Linked DNA regions of Homo sapiens: region 2 is linked to region 1. A link is a loop called in an ENCODE intact Hi-C map of the cell type or tissue named here. Cell type or tissue: mammary epithelial cell. All regions are shown on one strand. Links, peaks and the distances in the headings refer to the core of each region. The heading gives the core; the rest is flanking DNA. Region 1 overlaps CSNK1G2 (casein kinase 1 gamma 2). Region 2 overlaps KLF16 (KLF transcription factor 16).

Region 1 (2,895 bases), core at 204-2,703:
GACGGGCCTCACCGCCTTCCCCATCCTCTCTGCTGGCTCTGTCCAGAGGGCTGTGCCGCCCTGTGACTGGCACGTGGGTGCAGCCGTCTGCTGGGTGGGTCTGTCCGGGAGCTTGACTGGCCTGGCTGGGTGGGGGGGGGTACCCCTTTGTGCTACCTCAGCGAGGGCTCAAAGTGAGGGTCTGGGACCACCAGAACGGTGTATTCAATGCACTGCGGGCAGCCCTGCAGCGGGCAGGGATTGAGTGAGGGGTGGGGCCTGCCTGGCTCCTGGCAAGCACCCGTCTGGCGGGCGGGGCCCAGTGAGCCTCCTCCCTTTGCCGGGTCCTCCTGTAGTGGGGCAGGAACCTCTAGCATCCCACCCTTGCTGCCCTTTTTCTGCCCCGCTCACCACCCACATCAACTTGTCACCAGCAAGGGCATGGGACAAAGCAGGACATGCCCCGGGTGGCCAGCGTGAGCTAGCTGTGCCCAGGAGCATTGCCCATGCTGTCCCCCAGGCACTGTCCTGAAGCCCTGCTGGGTTCTGAGTCCTCCAGGCTCCGCGGCCCCTTCTCGCCCTGCCCAGAGTCTCTGGCCACCACCGCTGCTTGGGGCCCTGCACCAGCCTGTGCGCCCGCAAGGTTGCCAGGGCCCCTCTGCAGGTGCAGCGTGAGCTGTGTCCTGGGCCCACAGGGGAGCCGCTTCTCAGACCCCCGGGCTGGCCCCAGGCTCCCCCGGCAGCACTCAGGCGGCCCTGGCCCCCGGTGCGGCTGACTGTTCGGGGCACGCGTCTGAGGTGTGGGGATCATCTCCCCCTTGCTCAGAGCCCCCAACGTGTCCCCTGCACAGGGAATCGGGGCAGCCCCCTGCCAGCCCTGCCCAGGGATCCCTCCTGTCACCCTCAGGCGTGCTCCTGGGTGGCCCAGCGGCCTCCCTGCACCGTGAGGCCCGAGACAGTTTCGCGTGACATCATGTTGAAAACAGCCAGCTCTGGCCGGGCGCGGGGGCTCCCACCTGTCATCCCAGCACTTTGGGAGGCCGAGGTGGGCGGATCACCTGAGGTCAGGAGTTCAAGACTAGTCTGGCCAACATGGCAAAACCCCATCTCCACTAAAAATACAAAAATTAGCCGGGCGTGGTGGCGTGCGCCCATAATCCCAGCTACTCGAGAGGCTGAGGCAGGAGAATCACTTGAACCCGGGAGGTGGAGGTTTTAGTGAGCCAGGATCGCGCCACTGCACTCCAGCCTGGGCAACAGAGCGAGACTCCGTCTCAAAAAAAAAAAAAAAAAAAGCTGGTTCTCCCTTGATGCGCATCTGCTGAACTTCTGGGGCACGCTGGGGTAGAGCAGTGGGTCCCTCCCTGGAGAGGCCATGGGGTGAGGACCGAAGCTGTGGGTGCCAAGTGGGGCAGGCAGCCCAGTGGAGTGGGGCAAGAGACTCTGGTCTGGCCGGCCTGACCCGTGGGGTATGACTCTTGTTACGGCAGATTCCATCTAGGAGCGGAGGCCACGCGTATGTTCCCGGGAGAGGTGGGAAGTGCATCCCGTGGCCTATCCCGGGGAGGTCACTCCCATTCCATACCTGCAGGGGGAGCTAGCTGCCTCACGTCTGTGTCTCAGGCCGCGCAGAGGAGGGGGCGCAGGTGAGGGCAGCGGGAAGAAAGACTGCAAGAGGCTCGGGGGTCACGGGCCAGGGCTGGCCCATCACTATTTATTCGTTTATTTATTTATTTATTTATTTTTTATTTATTTATTTTTTTTAAGATGGAGTCTTGCACTGTTGCCCAGGCTGGAGTGCAGTGGCCCGATCTCAGCTCACTGCAAGCTCCGCCTCTTGGGTTCACGCCATTCTCCTGCCTCAGCTTCCCGAGTAGCTGGGACTACAGGCGACCGCCACCACGCCTGGCTAGTTTTTTGTACTTTTAGTAGAGACGGGGTTTCACCGTGTTAGCCAGGATGGTCTCGATCTCCTGACCTCGTGATCTGCCCGCCTCGGCCTCCCAAAGTGCTGGGATTACAGGCGTGAGCCACCGCGCCCGGCTATTTATTTATTTATTTATTATTATTATTATTATTTTCTTTGAGATGGAGTCTCGCTCTGTTGCCCAGGCTAGAGTGCAGTGGCGCAATCTTGGCTCACTGCAAGCTCCGCCTCCCGGGTTCACGCCATTCTCCTGCCTCAGCCTCTCCAGCAGCTGGGACTACAGGTACATGCCATCACGCCTGGCTAATTTTTGTATTTTTAGTACAGACGGGGTTTCACTGTGTTAGCCAGGATGGTCTCCATCTCCTGACCTTGTGATCTGCCCGCCTCGGCCTCTCAAAGTGCTGGGATTACAGGCATGAGCCACTGTGCCCGGCCTATTCATTTATTTATTTAGAGACAGAGTCTCGCTCTGTTGTCCATGTTGGCCAAGCTGGTCTTGAACTCCTGACCTCAGGTGATCCACCTGCTTCAGCCTCCCTCATAGCTGGGATTACAGGCGTGAGCCACCGTGCCCGGCCCTATCGCTATTTAAAAGGCAGAGAAAATCTTAGAGGTTTTTTTATTGTCACCAGCGGTGTTTCGTTGATGCGTAATTGCCTTTGGAGGCTTGAAAAAAGTTGTGCTTAAAGGTAATCCCTCAATTATCTGGAAACTTCCACCCTCCAGAGTGAGGCACCCCAAGTCCTGGTCTGGATTCGTGGACAGAGTCCCTGCCTGTGAGGCCTGATGGCCAGTCCTCTCGCCTTGGCCGTGGTGCTTCAGGCCCTGTTGCAGGTGGGACCCGCCCTCCTTAGGGACCTTGTTTCCCAGGTGATGCTCATGTAATCTGCGGTGACCTCTGCCCCTTCCCATCTGACCTCTGTCCCCAGGAAAGATGGCAGGCGTGCGAGGGCTCATCCTGTCCGCGGCAGTTGTGCCCCTCGGGC
Region 2 (2,895 bases), core at 174-2,673, 92 kb before region 1:
GCCCCCTCCGCGGGGCTTAGGGCTAGGGGCAGGGCATTTTGTGTCTCAGCCAGAGGGGCCTGGCCAAGACCCCCTTCACTAGCCCGCTGCCTCGGTTTCCCCACGAGGTGGATGAACTTGGGACCACACTGGTGGGTGGGACAGAGGGATTCAGAGCGTGCCCACAGGTGGGGACTGCCACGGGAGAGACCACACACACGCTGGAGTAGGGTTTAAAAAGGGGCTTGTTTAATTAATTAAATACAAGGATGAGGCCAGGCAGGGCGGGGGAGGGGCGCCACCCACGGAAAGCACACGCCTCTCGGAGCCGCCTCCCCTGCAAACGGCTGGAACCAGGTCCCAGTGATCAGCGACTCCTGGGAGAGTGGAGGGGTGGGCGCAGGTCTCTCCAAGCCCCTGGACACTGGAGAGGGGCCCAGTTATAGAGTTCTGGAACCCACAGCCCTACCTACCCCTGCTCCAGACAGGCCCCTGCCAGGGCTGGGGCCAACCAAGACTCACAAAGGAAAACGGGGCCCCAGTCCCCCACCCACCCCCACAGACTAAGGCATCTCACTAGCGCTGCCAGAAGAGGGTTTGAGGCTAGGGACAGAGAACACAGAGAGCCGAGGGCTGGATGGGGCAGGACCCTCCGAGCCCAGCTCCAGAAGGGCGTCCCCTGCCTCCCTCCCCCCAGGATCCCAGGCACCCATCCCTGGATCCTGCCAGGCCGGGGCTGGGTCCAGGTGCACACCAGTGCCATCCAAAGCCCCCCTGTCCCCAAGCGAGAGGCAGGACGGTTCTGGAACAAAAGGGGGTACCAAAAACCTCCTGCAGCCAACAGTGGGGGGATCCACCTTTCTGGGTCTGACATGGAACCGGGGACCCTTCTCATTCCAGGCTGGGGGTCCTCAATACCCCCCCCAAGAGGAAATGCAACCCAGGCCACAGCAGGACGACCGCTGACAAGGACACAAAGGTGGCCCCCGAGGAACAAGTCCCCACCCCACCCAAGTTCAGCTCAGAGACCCCCCACACACACTCACACCCCCTGAGGATGCCGGACCACCCATGGGGGCCCAGAAAAAAAGGAATCCGTGCCTGAAAAAATATTCTACCCGGTGCAAAAAAAACGAGCTACCCCAGGAGGCTGCACAGCCAGCCCTCTGCTTCCAGTCCACGAGGCAAGACCTCAACCACGGGCCAGGACCCACCTCTTCCAAGCACCCAGGAGAAGGAGGGGAGGCCAGGGAAGCAGGGCCGGGCCAGGCTGCAGCCCAGGCCCGGAAGAGCCTGCAACCCCGGCGGGCATGGGCTCCACGGCCCCACCTGCAGGCCAGGGAGGGCAGCGCAGCCCAACAGCCGCAGTCGTCGTTAAGGGAGAGTTGATTGTCACGTGATACCGCAACGGCCAAAGTCAGCAAGGCAGGGACTGGAGGCCCAAGCCCGGTGCCAGCCTCCCCTGCAGCCTCTCTCACCCACCCACCCAGAGAGGGCGAGCTAGGGCCCCCACACCCGAGGACAGAGGAAAATAAATAAGCCAGGATTCCCTCCCGACCCCACTGAGTCAAATGTTCTTTGGAAGAACCCAGAGGTCCCCTCCCTCCCCATCCCAGGTCTCAGAAGCAACACCTGGAGCCCCTCCGGGCATCCTAACGCTGCCCCACTCCTGGCTCTACCCCCGAGGTCTGGGGGGCCAGGCAGCCCCTACCGTGGGCAGAACTTGTGGACACCTGAGATTGAGTACCCGAATGGGGGGTGGCTGGGCTGCACCCCCATTTCCCTGAACTACTCCCATGGCTTTCGGTGGGGTGGGGGTGGGGTGGGGAGAGGCAGGGGCCGTGTCAACCCCCGACTCCTCTATGGCTGTCTGAACACTTCATCCCAATCTGCAGGGATGGGGCAGGGGGTGCTTTCCCCGGGCCGGCTCCCAGAAGTCCACTCCACCCCCCCAAACCCCACCCCGGGAGGGGGGCAGCAGGGGGTGGTGGAGAGGAGAGGGGAGGACCTCCTAGCTGCCCTGGGGGGGCCCCGTTGCACAGATGGGAAGAAAGTTAGTATCATGGCTATTTACAGACACAAGCCCCCGTCACCCATCCTGAGAGCCACCTCTGAGGTCAGGCAGACCCAGGTCCAGTCTCAGGCCCCCTCCTCACTCTCTGGAGGGGGGCAGGGGTGTCTTCAGGGTTTGCCCACGGCTGGAAGGGGCCCAGGCTCCCCGTGGGTCCTCACTACACCCCTGGATGGCAGAAGCATCCTGGCGGTCAGGGTGGGCTGCACGAGGGCCCTACAGGCCTGCGGGGGCTGGGCTGGGCGCGGGGCTGGGCGCAGGGCTCCCGGCCAGGCTGCAGGGCAGCGAGTCGCTGGGGGAGGTACTGCGGGCACCAGGGCGCCGGAGCAGGTCCGGGTGGAAGCCGGGGTGGCGGCGGGCGTGCTTGGCCAGGTGGTCACTGCGGGTGAAGCGCTTGGAGCACAGAGGGCAGGAGAAGCGCTTCTCGCCCGTGTGCGTCCGGTGGTGGCGGGCCAGCTCGTCGGAGCGGGCGAACTTCTTGTCGCAGCCCTGCCAGTCACAAGCAAAAGGGCGTTCCCCTGGACGGAGAGACAGAGACAGACAGCGGGTCAGCGGGGGCGGGGGGAGATGACAGACACGTTCCAGCAGATCCCAAAGGGTGGCGGGCATTTGTCCCGTGCCGTTTTAGAGGCTGAGCTCTGGTGTGAGTTCAAAACATGGAGAAGCACAAAGAATACAACCCTTACCCGCCCCCCGGTGGCCCAACACGAGACCCTAATAAATAATCCTCTTATTTCCTACCAGCTCTTAGAAAGGACTCTCCGGCGAGCCCAGAATCTGTTAACCGTAAGTAACCGCCGCAGACCCCCAAGGCTGAAGCTCCCCAGGCCCTCGCAGCCTCTGGC

What was found. Peaks named below come from ENCODE experiments on the same cell type or tissue, not always from the same donor. Only the 100,000 strongest peaks of a DNase experiment are listed, where the experiment ranks them.
Region 2: a loop joins it to region 1, with 2.1 times the contacts of the local background. A loop is called at or near these places in 26 of 110 quality-filtered maps.

What each region holds. Positions count from the first base shown.
Region 1 is chr19:1,944,567-1,947,461 of GRCh38, forward strand. All of the region lies in intron 1 of CSNK1G2 (casein kinase 1 gamma 2), which reads left to right. Among named protein-coding and RNA genes, the nearest start is that of CSNK1G2, 4.8 kb to the left of the region's middle. RefSeq lists an enhancer at 2,433-2,895. In mammary epithelial cell, for the core only: a CTCF peak has its summit at 1,556 (motif pointing right); no DNase peak of the experiment used is centred there.
Region 2 is chr19:1,852,193-1,855,087 of GRCh38, forward strand. It overlaps KLF16 (KLF transcription factor 16), which reads right to left. Exons shown (of 2, transcript NM_031918.4): 2 at 207-2,568. The coding sequence ends at 2,267. Among named protein-coding and RNA genes, the nearest start is that of REXO1, 5.2 kb to the left of the region's middle. RefSeq lists enhancers at 1,749-2,305, 2,306-2,863, 2,864-2,895. In mammary epithelial cell, for the core only: a CTCF peak has its summit at 1,312 (motif pointing left); a DNase peak (open chromatin) is centred at 1,319; H3K4me3 peaks cover 743 bases; H3K27ac peaks cover 510 bases.